2 separate regions of the Homo sapiens genome follow, and region 1 is linked to region 2. A link is a loop called in an ENCODE intact Hi-C map of the cell type or tissue named here. Cell type or tissue: A673. All regions are shown on one strand. Each heading gives the region's core, and the rest is flanking DNA. Links, peaks and the distances in the headings are about the cores only.

The links. A loop is a pair of places that touch in the nucleus more often than their neighbours do. Peaks named below come from ENCODE experiments on the same cell type or tissue, not always from the same donor. Only the 100,000 strongest peaks of a DNase experiment are listed, where the experiment ranks them.
Region 1: it touches region 2 in a loop (2.4-fold over the local background); 1 of 110 quality-filtered maps calls a loop at or near these places.

Annotation. Positions count from the first base shown.
Region 1 is chr11:44,290,737-44,295,959 of GRCh38, forward strand. The region is part of intron 1 of ALX4 (ALX homeobox 4); the gene reads right to left. Among named protein-coding and RNA genes, the nearest start is that of ALX4, 17 kb to the right of the region's middle. In A673, for the core only: no CTCF peak of the experiment used is centred there; a DNase peak (open chromatin) is centred at 2,325; H3K27ac peaks cover 2,928 bases.
Region 2 is chr11:44,189,576-44,193,575 of GRCh38, forward strand. The region is part of intron 8 of EXT2 (exostosin glycosyltransferase 2); the gene reads left to right. Among named protein-coding and RNA genes, the nearest start is that of EXT2, 96 kb to the left of the region's middle. In A673, for the core only: a CTCF peak has its summit at 2,113; DNase peaks (open chromatin) are centred at 638, 1,200, 1,506 and 2,276; H3K4me3 peaks cover 649 bases; H3K27ac peaks cover 4,000 bases.

The DNA.
Region 1 (5,223 bases), core at 497-4,496, 100 kb after region 2:
ACAGAAGGGTATCCTTGGAAAAGTGACTTGACCTTTGTGTGCTTCAGTTTCCTCATCTGTAAGATGAGGCTGAGAACATCCACATCCCAGAATGGCTGTGAGGTCTGACTGAAGTAGAGTGCAAGACGGCATATCCCCTGACCCACACACGGCACCCACTCTATCAATGGGACGTTGCCATGATATATTAACACAGTTATGATCTGGGGATGAATTTGGCCGTGGCAGCTGACAGCCAGGGCAACGTTGCTCAGCCTGCAACTGTGTCACCCCCACCTGCTTCCTTCCCCAGGTGCATCCTCTCCAGTTCAGGTTTCCCGAGCGGCAGCTCCCAGAATGACATTTATGAACCATAAACCTCTGTCAAAAGTAGCTCCCAGGGTCCCTTTCAATGAAGGGCCCATTTCACATACATATAACAAAGACTATAAATGGGGTGAAACATTGGCAACTGCTGTAAAAATCAAATGTTAAATTTATTTGGTTATATAGACTTAAAAAAACTTTTAAAGAGTGGATTCACGGCAGCCTCTGCCTTTAGACTGTGCCCTCACCAAGGGCAGGGGAGGGGTGTTACGAGGCAGCGTTATCACTCGCCCTGCCTGTTGTCACTGTCTGGCACCCAAGTACGTGCTGAATTGAGCTAATCTTAAACAATTGAATTTCTTTCTTTCTTTCTTTCTTTTTTTGGAGACAGGGTCTTGCTCTGCTGCCCAGGCTGAAGTGCAGTGGTGCGATCTCGGCTCACTGCAACCTCCGCCTTCTGGGTTCAAGCGATTCTCCTGCCTCAGCCTTCCGTGTAGCTGAGGCTACAGGCACATGCCGCCACACCTGGCTTTTTGTGTTTTAGTAGAGACAGGGTTTCACTCTTGTTGTCCCGGCTGGTCTTGAACTCATGAGCTCAAGCAATCCGCCCGCCTCAGCCTCCCGAAGTGCTAGGATTACAGGCATGAGCCATTGCGCCTGGCCAAACAATTGAATTTCTTAGCCTGCAGAAGCAGCATATGATCCCAGAAAGAATGTGCTGCTTTCACCAACATCAAATCTTTTCTTTCTCAAATGTGCTCCTTCTTTAATTTTTATTTATGTATTTATTTATAGAGACGGAGTCTCGCTCTGTCACCCAGGCTGGAGTGCATTGATGCCATCTCGGCTAACTGCAACCTCTGCCCCCCAGGTTCAAGCCATTCTTCTGCCTCAGCCTCCCGAGTAGCTGGGATTACCAGCACTGGTCACTGCACCTGGCTAATTTTTGTACTTTTAGTAGAGGTGGGGTTTCACCATCTTGGCCAGGCTGGTCTTGAACTCCTGACCTCGAGATCCACCCTCCTCGGCCTCCCAAAGTGCTGGGATTACAGGTGTGAGCCACCTCGCCTGGCCCAAATATACTCATTCCAATCTAGAGAATCACTTACAAACTGAAAAAGCAACAAGGCTTTTCTCCCCTTGGATGAGAAAGGGAAAGTAATGGCTCAATTAATTATAAGATTGCTTTTTTTTTTTCTGTTGCCTAGGCTGGAGCACAGTGGTACAATCACAGCTCACTGCAGCCTCAACCTCCTGGGCTCAAGCAATCCTCCCTCCTCAGCCTCCTGAGTAGCTGGTACTATGGGCACACAACATCACAGCTGGCTAATTAAATTTTTTTTTTTTTTTTTTTTTTTGTAGAGACGAGGTGTCACTATGTTGCCCAGGCTGGTCTCAAACTCCTGGATTCAAGCAATTGTCTCACCTCAGCCTCCCAAAGTGCTGGAATACAGGCATGAGCCACCATGCCCAGTCCTAGTTTGTACTTTAGGAAAGTCATCAACTTCCTTAAAGTTGATAAGAATGGGAAAGATTCTTCAATATTTGCTTTTTAAAAAATCCACATTTACAACTATAAAATAGTTAACAATTCAAAATATCTAAAGGATAATTATACCTAAAAGTTTTGGTTGGTGTTTTTGTATAAATGACTGGGATTTGGAGTAGATGGGTTCCCAGGATTTTGCCTATCACATATAGTAAGGATAAAATATAAATAATCAATGTTTCAGCATTCACAATTAACATGTTAGTTAAAAATGGTTCTTTTGGCCCCGCATGGTAGCTCATGCCTGTAATCCCAGCACTTTGGGAAGCCAACGTGGGCAGACTGCCTGAGCTCAGGAGTTTGAGACCAGCCTGGGCAACACAGTAAGACCCCCATCTCTATAAAAAAAATTTTTAAATTAGCTGGGCGTGGTGGCACAAGCCTGTAGTCCCAGCTACTCAGGAGGCTGAAGCAGGAGAACTGCTTGAGCCCAGGAGGTTGTGGCTGCAGTGGGCCATGATTTAGCCATTGAATTCCAGCCTGGGTGATAGTGAGACCCTGTCTGAGAGAAGGAAGGAAGGAAGGAAGGAAGGAAGGAAGGAAGGAAGGAAGGAAGGAAGGAAGGAAGGAAGGAAGGAAGCAGGCAGGCAGGGAGGGAGGGAGGGAGGGAGGGAAGGAAGGAAGAAAATGGTTTTTTCATTGACTTCTGCTCATCTGAACAAAATAAAAAATTCAAAAAAGTCTCTTCTTTAAAATGCATGATGTGGCCAGGTGCAGTGTCTCACACTTGTAATCCCAGCACTTTGGGAGGCTGAGGTGGGCGGATCACCTGAGGTCAGGAGTTCGAGACCAGCCTGGCCAACATGGCAAAACCCCATCTTAAAAAAAGAAAAAAAAATATATATATAATGCATGGTGTGTCCCTTCTACCAAGCAAACCTTAATCCACAGCGAACGTGAGACAAATACATCTCTTTTCCACCTGTTACTACTTCTTGGCAGGATGGATCCCCTGCAACGGGATAGATCTCCTGAGAGGATACTTTGTGTAGCACAAAACTGGGCTCTGTGGAATCTTCTCTCATGGGGCTAAATCCTGGGGGATGCATTAATACAGCAGAGCTTGGGCACATACATTCCCTGAGGAGGCCTGGCCCTCACTGTCCACCTGCCACATGGTACAAGTAATATTTCCAAACTGGCCTCTTGCCCCTGGCTTCGCCAACACTGGGCTAGTGAGGAGGCTATTACTCGTTCTGTTTAGAAGGGTTTGTCTCCTCCTTCTTTACCCACAGGAGCTGCTCCCACATATCACATGGGGGTCCTGGGCTGGGCTGGCCTGGTTCTCAGGATGGCTCTGGAGGGAGGAGGGAGTGGTGTCTGGGCGGTCAGGGGACATGGTCATCATTTCAGTAGATGGGCGAAGATGGTGTAGCCCACGTACAACATGCAGTGTGCTGAAAACCCCTCCCAGTGCACCCCCTCCACCGTCTACAGAGCTCTCACATGCTGGTCAAGTCTGATGGGCACATAGGCATGAGGGCATCCAGGCAGTGGGCATGAGCCCCCTGGGCAGGGGAGGAAAAAGGCTCTTTGGCTTCAGGAGATCTGGGTTCAATTCACAGCGGGACAGCCTCACCTTCCTCATCTTCAAATTGAGGATACTAATATCTCCCAGTGGGTTTCCACAAAAAGTCTCAGTCCAGGTGTGGCCAAGGGCAATGCCCACCAGGTGCTTTCTTAATTGCAGATGGGGCCCAGGAAGCTGGGGCCCAGGAAGGGTGCAGAGGTTGCCTGACATTCCCTGAGCCCGATTCTCTGTGCTCAGCCCTGTGCTGATCAGAGAGGAACACAGCAGAACCCCTGCCCTGGGGACAGGCTGAAGTTCTGGGTCAAATAAACACAGAAAACACATTCAGCAGGGAGAGAGTTATTCCCCAGCTCATGACACATGTGTACGAGGTGCAGCAGCCTATGGGGAGGAGGGGCCTGAGGGGCCTGGGTGGCCTTTGTCCCTCCTTGAAGCCTGCCCCCGCTGCGTTAGGTAGAGATGGCAGCCCCCGCCCCTCCCATCACTCATCCATGTTTTAAAAGACAATGTCAACCACACAGTAATCATAGATTCAGTAATAATTTCTTCATTTTCCAACTCTATGCATCCCAGTCAACTTTAACTGCCTGTCAAGGTTTCCGGCCAGTCTGATAGAGTCAAGGTTCCAGCAAAATCTTATCAATCATAACAGCTAACATTGACTGAGCACTTACTATGCTCCAGGAACTGTTCTAAGATCCTTACCTATTTATTTATTTATTTATTTATTTATTTATTTATTTAGAGACAGAGTTTCGCTCTTCTTGCCCAGGCTGGAGTGCAATGGTGTGGTCTCGGCTCACTGCAACCTCTGCCTCCTGGGTTCAAGTGATTCTCCTGCCTCAGCCTCCCTAGTAGCTGGGATTACAGGCGCCCACCACCACGCCCAGCTAATTTTTTGTATTTTTAGTAGAGACAGGGTTTCACTATGTTGGCCAGGCTGGTCTCAAACTCCTGACCTCAGGCAATCCACCTGCCTCGGCCTCCCAAAGTGCTGGGATTACAGATGTGAGCAACCACACCTGGCTTTGTCCTTGCCTATTTTACCTTATTTAAGCCTCACCCTATCACTAACAGGTAGACATGATTCTTATCCCCACTTTACAGGTAAAGAAACTGAGGCAAAGAGGTCAACTAATTTGCCCAAGGTCACTCAGCTATGTGGGCTGAAATCTGTTTCCAGGTCCTGAGCTTCATGGGCTTCTCCAAACCAAAGGCATCTGAAGCATCAAGCAGCCTGTGTAGCACAATTGTGGAATGAACAGTTTCCATGATTTTCCAAGAACCCTAGAAATTATGCCTTAGGGCACATGGCTGGAAGACCAGGCTCAAGCAGGCCTCTGTTTAGTCACCTAGGCCGGGGAAGTTCCTAGGAAGGGGAGCCGGGGACAGCTACTTCTCTGCAGCTGTGCTCCCCTTGGACTCTGCTGTCTAGTCCCTGGAGCCCCAGCCCCTGGTTGTGCCATTCACTGGATGGCCTAGGGTAGGGGACAGGGAGTTGCAAGTGCCTCTTTTGGGAATCTAACAGAAAATCTTCAAAATATGCATGGGGCCAACAGCATGGAGCCACTGGATGCTTCCTTCTTGGAGCTCCTCCAAGCTCCGCTGGAAGGATTCTGGAATCATCTTAATAAAGGAAGTGGTCCCAGATGTGCGCATCTCAGGAGGTGGGTGTATAGACCCTCAGAGCACAAAAGAATTTCCCCAAAGGCCACGTCCTCATGGGATGGTCAACTGAAGGGGCAGAGGGGCCCCCGAATATCCAGGGGCCTAGCCAGGGCCAAGACTGTGGCTCTAGAGTCCTCGCCTTTGGCTCTGCCCTCCACCCCTTCTCACC
Region 2 (4,000 bases), core at 1-4,000:
GAGGTACTACACACTTCTAAACAACCAGATCTTGGGAGAACTCACTCACTGTCATGAGAACAGCAAGGGGGAAACCCACCCCCATGATTCATTTATATCCCACCAGGCCCCTCCTCCAACATTGGGGATTACAATTCAATGTGAGATTTGAGCAGGAACACAAATCCAAACCATATCAGTTATTATTTGAGAGTGAAATGAAATAGACATGTGCATCAGGTAAACTTCAGACTTGTCCCCAAAACTTTTCTCTCTTGAGCTAAGAGATGCTACTTGAAGACATTGTTAGGTCTCAGTAATTCTCTAGTTTTGCAAGTCAGCATGTGCCTGGCTGGTGGAGTGCTGTGCTGTGGGTATTTGGGGCTGTAGAGGTTTAATGGTTAAGGCAACATGGACCACATTACTGATTGCCCCTTTCAAATCTCCCAGTAACCATTAACATAAATATCATCTCACCATTTTGGACAAGGGACACCACCCTTATGCACGTTAGTAATATGATGCTAATGCTTAACTCTTTCATTGCCCTGCTTCAAAGGCCTTGTCCTATATCCATTGATAGGGAGTCTCTTTGAACCTAAAGGAGAAATGAAAGGGTTAACTCCTTTTGGTTTTGCCCTTTGACCACTTCTGGATGAGAGGCATGATGAAATACTTTTCAAAGTCTTCAGTGGAAACACATCATGCATAATTGGAGCAAAAAAGAATAAATCAAAGCTTTTTTTCCCCTTTTAGTCTGGTAATTCATAATTGAAACCACATTGAGGTAAGGGTTGATAACTTCAAAACAACCAAGAAAACTGCCCTTTCTATCAAGGTAGGAATAGGTAAGGCTTCTCATTACTAGGTGCTGAAAAGCTTCTGTATAGCAGGCCTGTCCTCTTCTCTTCCTTTCTTCTCTGTCTTCTCATTTTTCTGTTTAGGCAAAATACGTTCATTTAAATCAGATATAGGTTGACTCAAATATCTGCTGAATTCTCTTATTTTCACATGAAGTTATACATAGTGACAAAAAATCTCTGATGTGATGAGGAATAGTAATTAAAATTTGGATCATCCTGTATTGCAGCTTGATTTCTTCAGTGCTACAGTTTGGTTTGGTTTAGGCTGAAAGAGTCTTTTAGTTGGTAATGAAATGTGGTTTTCCTTGCTCTTGATTTCACAATCCGAGTAGCATCAGCAAGAACGCTTCAGAATGGCTAGCAAAGGCCACCCGTTTACCACCTTTCTCTGCTTTCTGTATGGTAACCCTAGAATGGTTTTGGTTAGGCTCACACAGCTACCATGACCTTTCAACTACAAGAAAGCAAATCAGGATTGCAGGAAGGGCTCAGGCAACTTCCTGTGTTTGGGAATGCCAAAGGCACAACTAGTTGCTTGAGTTTGAATCTCTTTCCTGAAGGGGAAACCCCTTTGAACTGGTAGCTGACTTTAAGCTTAGTCTCCCAAGGCCTTTCCTTCAAGGCATCCTGAAACCTGAGCCCACACATCCCTCTCACTAGTGTCTGCACACTACTAGTTCTTACACCAGGGCTTTGCAGAATAAAAGAACTTTTCTGCAGCTGGCATTGTGACCTGACAGTTCTCGTGGCTGTTAGGGATTACTTTTATGCAATTGCAATTTAACAATGTGAGATTTCTTATTGGCGCTTCTGTACTGAATTTGGAGGAGTGAGAAGTAAACGGTGGGAGAATGGGCAAGAGGTGAGCAAGGCATTTTGGCCAAAGGCCAGCACATTGTCAGAATAATACACACTTATTCTTTTGGTATCTCCTCCTACCTTTGAGTGAACAGGTTCATCCAGTGTATTTGAAAATTGCATTGACAGCCAAGGTTTTGAAGGCATAGCTGCGATAGATGAGCTTTGCCTCTTCTCCAGCTCTGTTGCTGGATGCCTGGTTTTATGCCCTATCTTGCCATCATGGAGATTTAATCAGGTAGCAGAGTTAATTGCCAGCATTGTTTGCCTTTTCCCTGGCAGAAGCCAGTCTTGAGTAAATTATGGAGGTTTAAATTTGCTTGATTTCATGCAGAAAGTGGGGTCAAGAGGTCCCAGACTGTAGACACTCTCCTTGGTCAGCCAGCAGGGGGTCAGTTCTTAAAGGTATTTCAGAGGTGACTAAATGCTGTTTTTGAAATGTTCCTCCCCAGGAAGCTTTTTTTCTCTGGAGGTTAGTTTGCTGACCTTACCCTAGTGGGGTGGAGTGTCTGTGTGAAGGTAACACCCCAATTAAAGCTGCCTTTCTCCACGCTGTCACTGAGCTCCAAAGGCAAATAGGATTATGCTTGAGGAAGGGAAAAGCAATTGACACAGAAGCTTAGTTGTAGATCAGCATTTCCTATTTATGACTCTTTGAAATAGAGCATAACGGTAGCCATGTCAATTTGTCACTAAAACAATGACCAGGAAAAGAAAATTTCAAAAGAAACGAAAAAGCTAGCTGTGTAACTTAAAAAATATATATTATTTAAGGCTTTTCACAATAGAGCTCTAACCTGCCATTACCTGAGTTCCTCTCATTTCTGCTGTCTGACCTTTCTCCTCCCAGCAAGCTGTGAGGTGCCCTGTTGGATGGCTCACTGTCTTGTCAGCAAATCTTTGCACATGCCGCTCAGCTTGCCCCTAGGCTTCTTTGGCCAGCCCTCTCCTGCTTCTTCTTAAAGGCACTGCTCAGACCTCCTCATCTCCAGGTAGGGAGAGGTGATTGTGTAGATCTCGGTGTTTCCACCTATGGAGTACCTTTCATTCTTTGTTTACTACTTGTTAGTTTACATTGTAATTTGTGTTTTTACTGTGCTGTCTTCCCCACTAGGTTATGTGTGTTTTGAGAGGAAGGAAAGTGTTCATCTTTGCATCTTTAACACTATACCAGGCTTATAGTGTATGTTCAGGAAATGTTGACTGAATGAATGAGTACCAGAAATAAAGCTAGTGGGAATGATTGCTGAATCACCAATACCAGTGTTTTAGTAGGCAAGATGAATACAAATCGAGAAGAGTGGAAGTATTTTGTTTGCTTTAAACTCTAATTCATAGGATCCTGTGTTGAGCCCTCTGCTAAATGTTTATGTACATAATCTCGTTTAATCATCATTGCCCTAGGAGGTAGATACTATCATGATCCCTGTTTTACAGATGAGGAAACTGATACTCAAAGAACTGTACATGTCACAAGACTAGTACATGGCAAGGCCCAGATTAAAGCCCTCTGTTAAATATCTCTATAAAATCCTACACTTCTTCAGAACACAGCACAGTAAGATTCTTGGTAAGTATGTATAAAATGAGTTAACTAGGTTCGGAGTCATTTCAAAACTCATAATTTTAGTCATTTAAATGTACATCAGCTATTCATATCTATACATAAGGGGGACTGATAAAACAGGCCTGAGTCATTTGGCTTTAACTTACTTCTTTAAAAAACAAGTTTTGATTGAACAACTAGGCATTGTTCTAAATAGTGGGTGTTCTGGCTCCTGCCTTCGTGGAGCTTTCAGGATAGCCAAAACATAATGAATAGAAAGGAAAAGAGAAAATCATGGAAATAAAAACAGTATATTTGGACAGGAAGAAGTAGAGGTAGAGAATCCAGGTAAACCAGGACCTTGAAACATGATAAGGTAAAGAGAGGGAGAAATAAGGACTTCATTTGGGATTCTTGTACTGCAATTCATTTGGAATTCTTGTGCTGCAAGAGATCTCAAGACTGCTTAGGCTACCTCCTATCCACTTTTGAGACACATGGAACGTAAAGCCTGGAGAAATTATAACTCACACAAGATCAACCATTGGCTACAATTTATTGAATGCTTCTACATGACAGTACCTTACATATATTACCTCATTTATGCTAAGTAATACTACCTAGAAAGATGGTAATAGTTATATGATGATTTTTATAGACAGAGAAACTGAGGTACAAGAGAGATTAAGTACTTTGCCCAGGCTATGCAGCTGGCAAGTGAAAGAACCTGGATTCCGATTAAGAACTTGTGATT